Linked DNA regions of Mus musculus: all the other regions are linked to region 1. The links are chromatin loops, found by intact Hi-C in ENCODE. Cell type or tissue: left cerebral cortex. All regions are shown on one strand.

Region 1 (2,500 bases):
TCAGCACCAGACACTTCCTAAGTGGCCAAGGTGAGGTGGTCCCAGGTTTGCGGAACCCCAAGGCGGAAGGTGTAAGAGATGGAAAGGTCTGGTCAGACAGGGCCCTGGAGCTCATTAGCTCTTTCAGTCTGAGCCTAGTGGGAAAGACTATTAATCTAGCCCTCCCCTCACAGCCTGGAGGCAAGTGCCTGGGTTGGGCACCCAGGGTGGCCGCTGGGGACAGTGCCAAACCCACAGCTCCTGTGAGCATCACACAACCCTAGGAGGCGGGGGAGGGGGGGCGGCGGCTGCAATTCTAACACGTTATAGTTGATCGAGGCAGAAGAGAGTAAAGCTCGGAGAGAAAGTTAGAGGAGGTGGGTAGCTTCGGACTTGGAACAGATGGGCGTCTAATGAAAATACTTAAGCCTTTTGATGCACAAGTGACCCAGTGCCATCGCAGTCGTGTCTACTGCGAATTACAAGATGTTTAGAAGATCACAACACTAAGGATCCGTCACACACACAAAAAAATCCCCGATTTAGAAAGCATATTTATACCAAGTCACTGATATCTGACTACATTTGCCCTAAAATAAAAACACAGATTTTTCTCTAATTTTTCTTGGCTGCAGATCTTTTATCCCTCTAACCAAAATCCAAGGAATGCAAACAGCTGCCAGGATCATGTCCCCAAAGCAACCCTCATTCCCTTTGCTTTCTTTCTCTTTCGGCATCAAAGCTTGCCATAAATGTTTAATTACATGGAAGCTGCCTTTTCACTGAAAATGACTGGCGCTATGAAAGGCTTTTCATTTTTTAAGAGAGGCAGAATGCGTGTGTGTAAAACGGTCCCTATTAATTTCCTGATATTGACTCTCTGGCTGAGGAGGAGCACGGAGTGTTCAGCAGAGAGCACCTCTGCAGAATGTTAAAGGCAGCGCTTGGACTGAGAAAGGGTATCAAATGCAGTATGCGTCAAACAGACCATCGCTCAATGAAGTCACTTAGCTATTCAAAACATGTTCAGCCATCACTCAACCGTTTGCACCAAGAACACCGGGAGGGGGCATGTGATGGGAGCTCTTTTCCCAGACCAGTGTTTGGCTTAGTATAGGTTAGACACCCCCCAACCCCCCAGGATCACATCAGTTTTGCCCTCTCCCCCATCTGCTGGCCCCAACTCCCTGCAGCACCATCCCATGTTGAGCTTAACAAACAGTTCTGCAGTGCTCACTTCCCGATGCCACCTCAAAGGGCCTCCAGGCTTGGTTCACATCAGTGGAACACATACAAGCCTCTTTCCATACAGGGGCATATGTGTCTCTCTGTCTGTCTTCCTATAGGTGGCTTTTGCACACAGACAGATATAGCTATGCAAATTCACTCCTTCATATTAAAGTCTGTGGCTAAATGCAGCTTGTATGACCTGCAGAGTTCCCCCCTCTTGTGTTTATTAATGTATCCCAAAAGCACATGCCTTCCTCATGTCCTAGTGTCCTGGCCTTTACATTGTGGGAGCCCCTCAGCCCACAGCACATGCGGCGCACATGCCCCAATGACTCTGCAAGATCAAGACCAACAGCTGACACCCCCACCCCATTTTTTCCCATTCCACCCCTCAACCTCTCCATGCCCTCGCCTCCTGCCTGCACAGTGCTGACTCGACTTGCTTCTGGGTGACAGACATGTCACTCTGCGTGGAAGCAAATCAGCGCTCGGTCTAACCCGCAAGTGACCGCTGTTGATTAGAACTTGGGCTTGTTTCCTGTGAGAGACACATGCATTTTAGACTTCGTAAACGTTAAAAACACACACATACACACAGCCAGCCACCTCGAATGGTACGCGGGGCTCGTAGACATTACGAAATGCTCTTGAACTCGGCTTGAGCTCCTAGAATAATTAGAATCTACCAAATAAGGATTCTTAGAAACAACAGATTTCTTTTTTTAAAGGGAGACTTGCAGATGGTGCTGGGCCTGTAACTTTTGAGGAGCGAGAGAAGAGGAAGAGCATTTTTTTCTGAATCCTTCATTGCAAAAGGCTGAGCAGCACACAGGGAAGCAATTATTTTTCCCTCCTCATAGGTGGCAAAGCCAGACCCAAAGGCAAACCCTAAGGACTCCAAAGCATCCAGAGCACATCTGAACTCTACAGACAATTTCCTGTTTTCACCATACCATAGATCATTCCAATGAGGAGGTTTGGGAGGACGGGGTGGAAGCCAAAGAGTAGAGAGTGTGGGTTCTGCTTATTGATTTTCTTTCCTCTGAAACTAACCCAGTCAACCTTGATCTGCAGCGGCAGCGGCGGAGGGAGTGAAGTGGGAAAATGGTGGAATGTGGAGGGGACTTATTTGGAGGCGGGGGGGGGGGTGTGGAGGGGAGGGGCGGCGTGGGAAGGGGGAGGAGGTTGGAAATCAAATACCTTCGAGGCAGCAGGTTCTCCATAATCCGGAATGGGTCATAACTTCCTCGTTCTTCTTGCTGGTTTCATTCTCACTGACACTTTTGGTCTT
Region 2 (2,500 bases), 55 kb after region 1:
CTCCAGTCTCTCACGGTCACAAACTGATTCTGTCTTTAACTTTCTGTGACTCCCACGCCCAGCTCAGCCTCACCAGAGAGGCAGTCATAGAACAGACCGGCGGTGAGTCCTCTCATTCTCCCACAGCATGCATCCGTAGCTCTTCCATCAACTCCTAGGTGACCACTCCAACGGTCCCCAGCTGTCCCTTATAGATAATCCCAGCACTCGGGAGGCAGAGGCAGGTGGATTTCTGAGTTCGAGGCCAGCCTGGTCTACAAAGTGAGTTCCAGGACAGCCAGGGCTATACTGGTTTGAAACCCTGTCTCGAACCCCCCCCCCCCAAAAAAAAAGAAAGAAAGAAAGAAAAAAAGAAAGAAAAAGAAAGTCTGGACAGGCGTGCTTGCTCTTTCTTCCTTGGACCTCCCCCAGCCCCCCGCAACACACACACACACACACACACACACACACACACACACACACACACACACACACACACACACACACGCAATCCTCTTTCTAATCCAGCTCCAAATCCTGTCCTTTCTCTCTGTGCCACTTAAGGCCTCAGTGCTCTGTGGCCACTTTGCTACATCTGTAAGTTAGGCCAACAGCTTTTGTGAAGGACCCACTACAGAATGTTGCCAGAGTTAATGAACCAGTGTGTGCCGTGTTGGTGCACCTGGCTGTTGGTTCAATAAATGAAACACAGTTGCCTGTCAATGGTGCTCCCTCTCTCTGCCTCTCAAGCCAAAGAAGCCGCAGCTGTGTCTGAGGCACTCAGCAAAGGCTCATACAGTACACAAAGGGCCCATGAGTCACACACTTGCACTTCTGGGCTCTTCCTGGTGGGGGCGTGGGGCGACTGCAGCTTGCATGGTGACTCAATGTATTAGATGCTCAATAAACATCTGCTGAGTGACTATATGTGTGGACCGGTGATTATGTGAGCCTACAAGGAGTGAAAAGAAAAAGCCAGGGGAAGAGGAAGGGTGTGTGTGTGTGTGCCCTCGCGCGCGTGCGCATGTGCACTTAAGGGAGGTGTGGAGATTAGGAATCTGAATGTGGTTCCATTGGGGTCTGGTGGTCCCTGGATACTCCTAAGGGAAAAGAGCCTGGAGGTGGTTTTTTAGTTAGCCAGAAGCTGTAGCCTGTGGATCAGGGTCTTCATTGCTCTGGGCCTTGCTTGCCTCATCTTACATGAGAACTGGCTGGTAGCTTTGAGCATTTGGCCAGAAGACTGTGAGGGAGTGACAAGGGCCAGCATACAGCAAGTCTAAGCAGAGGGGCTCACCACAGGAGCTCCTCGAGAGCTAACCAGCTAAGGAAGAGAACAGCAGGCAGGACCGCCCACTTAAAACGAAATTTAACTTTAAAAAAAAATAATAAATGTCCCCAACTTACCCATGCAGAAGCTGAACACTGTCCAAAGCAACAGAGCTGGGCAAGGACTGGCTGCTTTTGTTACACCACACTGCCTCCCCTGGCACCCTGAGAACTACAGATTCTCTGCAGAGCCTGGCTTCCTTCTGCTGCACTAGGGTCTGAGTGACAACCTGTCACTCATGTCTATGCATGACGCTTTCATTTTCAAATTAGAAAAGTCATCACGGGTACCGTTCCCCTCCATTCCCTGCCCCCCCTTCTTACTCGGTAGAATAAAGATCAAAAGACACCCCTGCTAATCTTTGGATTACAAAGAAGAATCACGGAAGAGACAAGCCTCTGGACATGCCTGTAAGAAGTGTTCTAGTTTAGATTAAGGCGGGAAGGCCCGCCCCCAAAGGTGAGTGGCACCACTCTACAGGCTGGAGCCCCTGACTGAATAAAAGGGAGAAAGAGAGCTGAGAGCCAAGGCTCATGCTCCATTTCCTGACTGTTGACTTAACGTGGCCAGCCTGCCTCCCAGTCTTGCCACCATGCCTTCCTCACCATGATGGGCAGTCCTCTGGACCCGTGAGCACAATAAACTCCCAACTTCCGGTCCAGTAAGTTGTCACAATAAGAAGTAGCCAACACTCCTGACCCACAGGCAGAAGTCAGGCGAATCTGGGAATGGGGTGTACGACTTCCACTGGGGGTTCACCCATGGCAACACCACTCAGGGCTTCGGTCACATCAGGTCACATCACAGAAGCTACCTGGGGGCGCTGTGGCAAAAGGGTTAAATGAAATACCCCCACATGACACTGGCTGCAGTGTCGCCTCGGTAGACACATGTGCTCAGCTGTCAACCAGACTACAAGCTAAGCATATAGGCTTCCGAATGTTCAGACTGGCTCAAGGCAAGCCCACGAGTGTGAGCACCACCAGATCACTCTGTATATATCTATATAATACTCATCCACACTCTGGGCACTGTGCAGGCTATTTCCCTGACAGTCAACAATAATAAACATCTTACTTCCGGGGAATCTCTAAGTTAATGCTCTCAGATGCGCCACCCCATCTTCCTGACATCAGAGTGAGTGGGACCAGCAACGCTGACCCCTGACAAGTCCATGCTTGTACTTCGCTCAAG
Region 3 (2,500 bases), 58 kb before region 1:
CCACACACATGCTGTGGCACATGCACAAGCACACACATTCACCCAAGTATGTGCGCGTGCGCGCACACACACACACACACAGACACACACAGACACACACACAGAGGCACACAGACACACACACACATGCACACATACACACACATACACACAGGAACACACACACAGACATACTTGCACACACACACGCACACACATATGCACATACACACACATACACACAGGCACACACACAGACATACTTGCACACATATGCACACACATGCGCGCGTGCGCACACACACACACACACACACACACACACACACACACACAAACACACACAAATGCATATGTCCCTGGACCTCATTTTCCAATCATACCTTTTCCCTCAAAGTCCGTATTCTATCTTCATCTCTTCCTGCCCCCTTTTCTCTCTCGTTTCTTCCCCTTCTTTCACCTTTTCCTCTGGCTGTTCCTGTGTTTCCTCCTTTTCACCTGTTCTTCTTCCTCTGATTCATCATTTTCCTCTCCCTCATCCTCACCACCTCTTCCTCTCACCCTCCTGCTTTGCACCATCTCTTCCTCTCCCTCCTCCTCTCTCTCCTGCTCTTCCTCCTCCTCTCCCTCCTCCACTCCCTTCTCCTCTCCCTCCTCCTCTCCCTCCTCCTCTCCCTCCTCCTTTGGTGCCGGGAGTGGATTCCAGGCCTTTGCACATGCTGAGCATGCGCTGAGCCTCTGGGGTCTGCCCCCCAGCCCCTGCCAGTAATTTTTTTTTATTGTTTCCTGCTGTCTTTTTCTTTGCAGCCTCACCCCTGTTTGCATTTGGTCTTCTCTAGAGCCCCTCAAGGTTAGGGACTAGCGTGGCACCTCCTGCTCCCCACCCCCTGCATGGCACATGACAGACTTTCAATGAGCATTTGAGAAGTTTGTTGAATGAATCCTTGGTTCCTCGGGATTGTGGCAGTGTGGTGCCCACGAGTGTATTTATAGAATCCAGTTTCTCCTAATGCAGTTTTCCATTTATTCACCCCTGAGTCATTTCCATCAATATTTACTAAGCACCAACTGGGTGTTGAAGATGTAAAAGTGGCTGAGGAAAACGTGCCAGCCCACCAGCAGCTCCGGATGGATACAGCAGATAGGGAGACACCGAAGGTCAAGAGCCCTAGTTTCCATCTCCCACTCAGGTCTTCCAAGTTTGGTCTGTGGACCTTGTTATAGAGCTGTGTGACAGTGGGCCAGTCACTTTACTTATCTGGTCATCTCATTAGTAGAATGAGAAAATGGTGATATCTGAAGAGACACCATGACCAAGGCAGCTTATAGAAGAAAGCATTCAACTGGCGGGGGGGGGGGGGGGGGAGGGGTTGCTTACAGTTTCAAAGGGTGCGTCCATGACATTAATGGTGGAAAAATGGTAGGAGAGAGAGGGGGCAGGGAGGGAGAGAAGGGGGTAAGGAGGTAGGAAGGGAGGGAGGAAGGGAGAGAGAGAAAGAGATGGGGAAGTGAGGGAATGAGAGAGAAAGAGAGAGGGAAGGAGGGAGGGGAGGAAAGAGGAGGAAGCGAGAGAGACAGAGAGAGGGAGAGAAAGAAGGAGAGAGAGGGAGAGAGAGGGAGAGAGAGGGAGAGAGAGGGAGAGAGAGGGGGAGAGGGAGAGGGAGAGGGAGAGGGAGAGGGAGAGGGAGAGGGAGAGGGAGAGGGAGAGGGAGAGGGAGAGGGAGAGGGAGAGGGAGAGGGAGAGGCCGCAGATTGGGCCTTTGAAACCAAAAGCCCACCTCTAGTGACACATTTCTTTCAATGAGGCAACACTTCCTAATCCTTCCCCATGTAGTATCACAGACTGGGAACTAACTATGGGGCCATTCTCATTAAAAGGCCTCAGTTTCCATCTTACTTGGCCAACCTGTAGTTCCCTGAGTGGGAAAGCTTCTACAGGCAGGGTGCACCTTAGAGAAGGGGCTGCAGAGGTTCCTGCAGAATGTTAGTGCTCAAGTTGGTGGGGCACAAGTCTACTGAGACAGGGGAGGGGGTGTCACCAGCTCCTGCAACCGAGTAGGTACTAGGTACGACTGAGGCAGGTGGTTGAGGTGGGTCAGAGCAAGAACAAGGCAGGACCTATGGTGGCCCTGAGCCTAGCGCACCTGTGTGTAGCCTTCTGTTCCTCCTCCTCCTTGAGGACACATGAAGTCTTTTTTCTTCTGTTTATGTCCAGGTGACCATACCCTCCTCTATCCGCTCTTCTTTCCTACCCTCCATCCCTGCCTCCATCTTTGCCACTTCTACATAAGTTTCCAGAGACCCCCCCCCCAGATGGGGACTAATGGAGGTCTGGGAGCATCTCTCCCCCATCGTGTGGGGTAGGAGCTGGCAGGGTTTCTTAAATCTGCTATTTGCTCAGCATCTCCCGACTCCTAGTACAGATGTACAAAGCTGAGACCCACCGTGGGGATTGGTTAGGTCCTTAAGAAGAGATGGGCATTGTTGGTGGGATTGCAAGCTTGTACAACCACTCTGGAAA
Region 4 (2,500 bases), 72 kb before region 1:
TGCCTTAAACGTCAAGATCCCCCACTGTGACAACCCTGTTATCTGTGTGTTTCAGGTGCGCTCCTTCATCCACGAATCTTCCAGGCCCCATAGTAAACCCATGGGAGGGATGAGGAACGACACTCCTTTCTACAGGTAAGGCTAGCTTCTGGCCCTCAGCCATGCAGCTGGAGGCTGAGTAAAGGGCCTGCAGGGAAGGCCACTAGGAACTGCCTCTCCTCACCTCTCTACTTTGGTTCCCAGCCATCTCTTCATCTGGCCAGTCCTGCTGGGGCTTTGGAAACAGTTTACCAGCTCCCCTTAAGATGGCTGGGAAGCCATTCAGAAACCCCACCCCAGAGAGCATGGTACTCGGGAGGCAGCAGTGGCTTGACTAAGCCGAGGGTCCCTGCTAGGGTTCTGGGATGCAGTACAAGGAATCTCACAGTGCCACCGGGCTTGGCACCTGCTCAGGAACAGGTCAGCAGTGAATTTCAAAACTCAAGCTCATGTCTGACATTGTGTGTACACATGTGTGTGGAGGGGTCAGAGGTCAGCCTTGTGTGTCATTTCTCAGGCATTACCACCATTTTTCTTTGAGACAGGGTCTTTCACTGGACTGGAGGTCACCAAGCACACTAGACTGGGATTGTGTGAGCCACCATGTCTGTGAGGATTGGAAAGTACAGATGCTCTCAATTGCTACACCATCTTCCCAGACCCTCGAATCCATTCTCGACACAGAGCAAAGATCTCTGGATAGGGAATCTAAGAACTCATTCTGGCTCTCCCACTCACTTGCTGTGTGACTCTGGGGGAAGCTCCACCCCCATTCTGGATCACATTTTAAATGAGGACATGAGGGTGCACCCTTTGTGGGCTCTGTCATAGGAGAACCTAGTCTGTGTTGAGGCTGCTTTTCAGTCTGCCCCTCTGGAGGGCAGGGTGTTTTTGGGGTGGGGCACTGACTCCTTCCCTCAGTCAGAGTCTAGGGTCTGGACAGACTTTACGCACTCTGACGCTGAGAGCAATGTCCTTCTGAATGAACCAGCTCCTGGCAGTGCCGTGGGCGGCTCAGCTCTGCACAGGGTAACACGTCAGATGATCACTGGTGGTAGATGCTCATTGGAATCTTTAAAAAGGAACGGGACTAGGTCTTGTCTGATTTGATGAGAGAGCTCAGATTCAGAGAAACCATGTTTATCTTTAACTGCAGCTAATTTTTTTTCTTTTTAAGTAAAACCTTCCGACAGTAATTTGACTATATGGGTTTTCTATCTCTAGTCATTCTCTTGGAAAAAAAAAAGAAAGGGAGAAATGAGAACAAGTGCTCACAGCAGCAGGGTATGCTGCTTGGGAATTTAAAGGTGCAGGCAGCACGGGAACAGCAGCCCAGCTGGCTAGCCCGAGCTGTGCACAGTACCTTGCGGCTTTGTGTCAGCTCCAGGCTAACAGGGAGCGCCAACCCCAGCCCTGTTGCTGATGCTGGTCTGCGGCAGTCTCCAAAGAGATGCTTCTGCTGGACCCAAGATCTGTAGCTCTGGCCAAGCAGGACACCAGTGACCTAATTCATTGCTGACTAACTCACGCGCCTGCTCTCTCTCTCTCTCTCTTCTTTCTTTCCCCCCTCTTTCCCTCCAGCCAACCTCTCCTCCCCCCTTTCATCTTCCTTTTTTCTGTCTTCCCTTTTCCTTCCTTTCCTCTCTCCATCCCTTTCTCTTTTCCTCTCTCCTTCACTCCCCACCCCTTCCCCTCCCTTTTCCTTCCTCTCCCCACCTCTCCCCTCCCCTTTCTCAACTTCCGTGGTCTCCCATAGACTCCTAAGCACTTGTGCCCTCTCCTGTCTCTCCTCTTTCTCCCCACCTCCACCCGCCTAGTTTTTTAGTGGCTGGAATGTGGGTTCAGGATGGAACTGTTGGGTCTCATCGGTGCTTTACACGCTGTCTCAGTGAAGACACTATTTATGGAAGGTCTTTGTGCTTTGCAGAGGCAAGCCAGGGGCGCACGTTCACAGGAGCTGAGTCATGTTTGCTTCTAGTCTGTTCAATGGTTTGCTTTCAAAATCTGGCTTACCAGCCCTTTCCACCAAAGACTCTGGCTCTGGCATTTAAAGACACCACTTTATCCAAGCAGTAAAATCACCTAATGAAGAGTCCGTGGGTACAAAGAAGGAGCACTCAGCCTTGATCTCAGCCAGAGGAAAAAGGAGAGATGGCTGCAGAGTAAACTAAAAGCCCCTAAGTGGTTAATGAATTCATGGCGATCTGTGTGTGTCCATTGACCCCGGTGTCACCCCACAAGCAGGCTATCTACCCTCTTCCTTGTGCTACAGACAAGGAAACTGAGGCTCAGAGAGCTTACAAAACGTGGCCAGGGCCACATAGAGAAGAAGCAATACAGTTGACATCACACACTGGTACGTTGCCACCTAAGAGCAACTCTATTCTGCTGAGCAATGCTTGAAAGCAGCAGGCTTGAGACCAGTGAGACTAGAGCTGGACCGAAAGATGACAGGGCCAAG

The links. A loop is a pair of places that touch in the nucleus more often than their neighbours do. Peaks named below come from ENCODE experiments on the same cell type or tissue, not always from the same donor. Only the 100,000 strongest peaks of a DNase experiment are listed, where the experiment ranks them.
Region 2: it touches region 1 in a loop (4-fold over the local background); 6 of 42 quality-filtered maps call a loop at or near these places.
Region 3: a loop joins it to region 1, with 2.5 times the contacts of the local background. A loop is called at or near these places in 4 of 42 quality-filtered maps.
Region 4: a loop joins it to region 1, with 11 times the contacts of the local background. A loop is called at or near these places in 4 of 42 quality-filtered maps.

What each region holds. Positions count from the first base shown.
Region 1 is chr15:78,116,272-78,118,771 of GRCm38, forward strand. It overlaps Cacng2 (calcium channel, voltage-dependent, gamma subunit 2), which reads right to left. Exons shown (of 4, transcript NM_007583.2): 1 at 2,410-2,500. Among named protein-coding and RNA genes, the nearest start is that of A730060N03Rik, 1.3 kb to the right of the region's middle. In left cerebral cortex, a CTCF peak has its summit at 1,333; DNase peaks (open chromatin) are centred at 916, 1,341, 1,445, 1,732 and 1 more place; H3K4me3 peaks cover 2,500 bases; H3K27ac peaks cover 2,060 bases.
Region 2 is chr15:78,171,005-78,173,504 of GRCm38, forward strand. The region is part of intron 1 of Ift27 (intraflagellar transport 27); the gene reads right to left. Among named protein-coding and RNA genes, the nearest start is that of Ift27, 1.8 kb to the right of the region's middle. In left cerebral cortex, CTCF peaks have their summits at 813 and 1,449; DNase peaks (open chromatin) are centred at 6, 874, 1,379 and 2,048; H3K4me3 peaks cover 545 bases; H3K27ac peaks cover 323 bases.
Region 3 is chr15:78,058,723-78,061,222 of GRCm38, forward strand. All of the region lies in intron 1 of Cacng2 (calcium channel, voltage-dependent, gamma subunit 2), which reads right to left. Among named protein-coding and RNA genes, the nearest start is that of Gm46520, 48 kb to the left of the region's middle. In left cerebral cortex, no CTCF peak of the experiment used is centred here; a DNase peak (open chromatin) is centred at 1,000.
Region 4 is chr15:78,044,075-78,046,574 of GRCm38, forward strand. The region is part of intron 1 of Cacng2 (calcium channel, voltage-dependent, gamma subunit 2); the gene reads right to left. It overlaps Gm46520 (a long non-coding RNA gene), which reads left to right. Exons shown (of 4, transcript XR_003951457.1): 2 at 56-135. Among named protein-coding and RNA genes, the nearest start is that of Gm46520, 33 kb to the left of the region's middle. In left cerebral cortex, no CTCF peak of the experiment used is centred here; DNase peaks (open chromatin) are centred at 980, 1,369, 1,977 and 2,385; H3K4me3 peaks cover 770 bases; H3K27ac peaks cover 2,122 bases.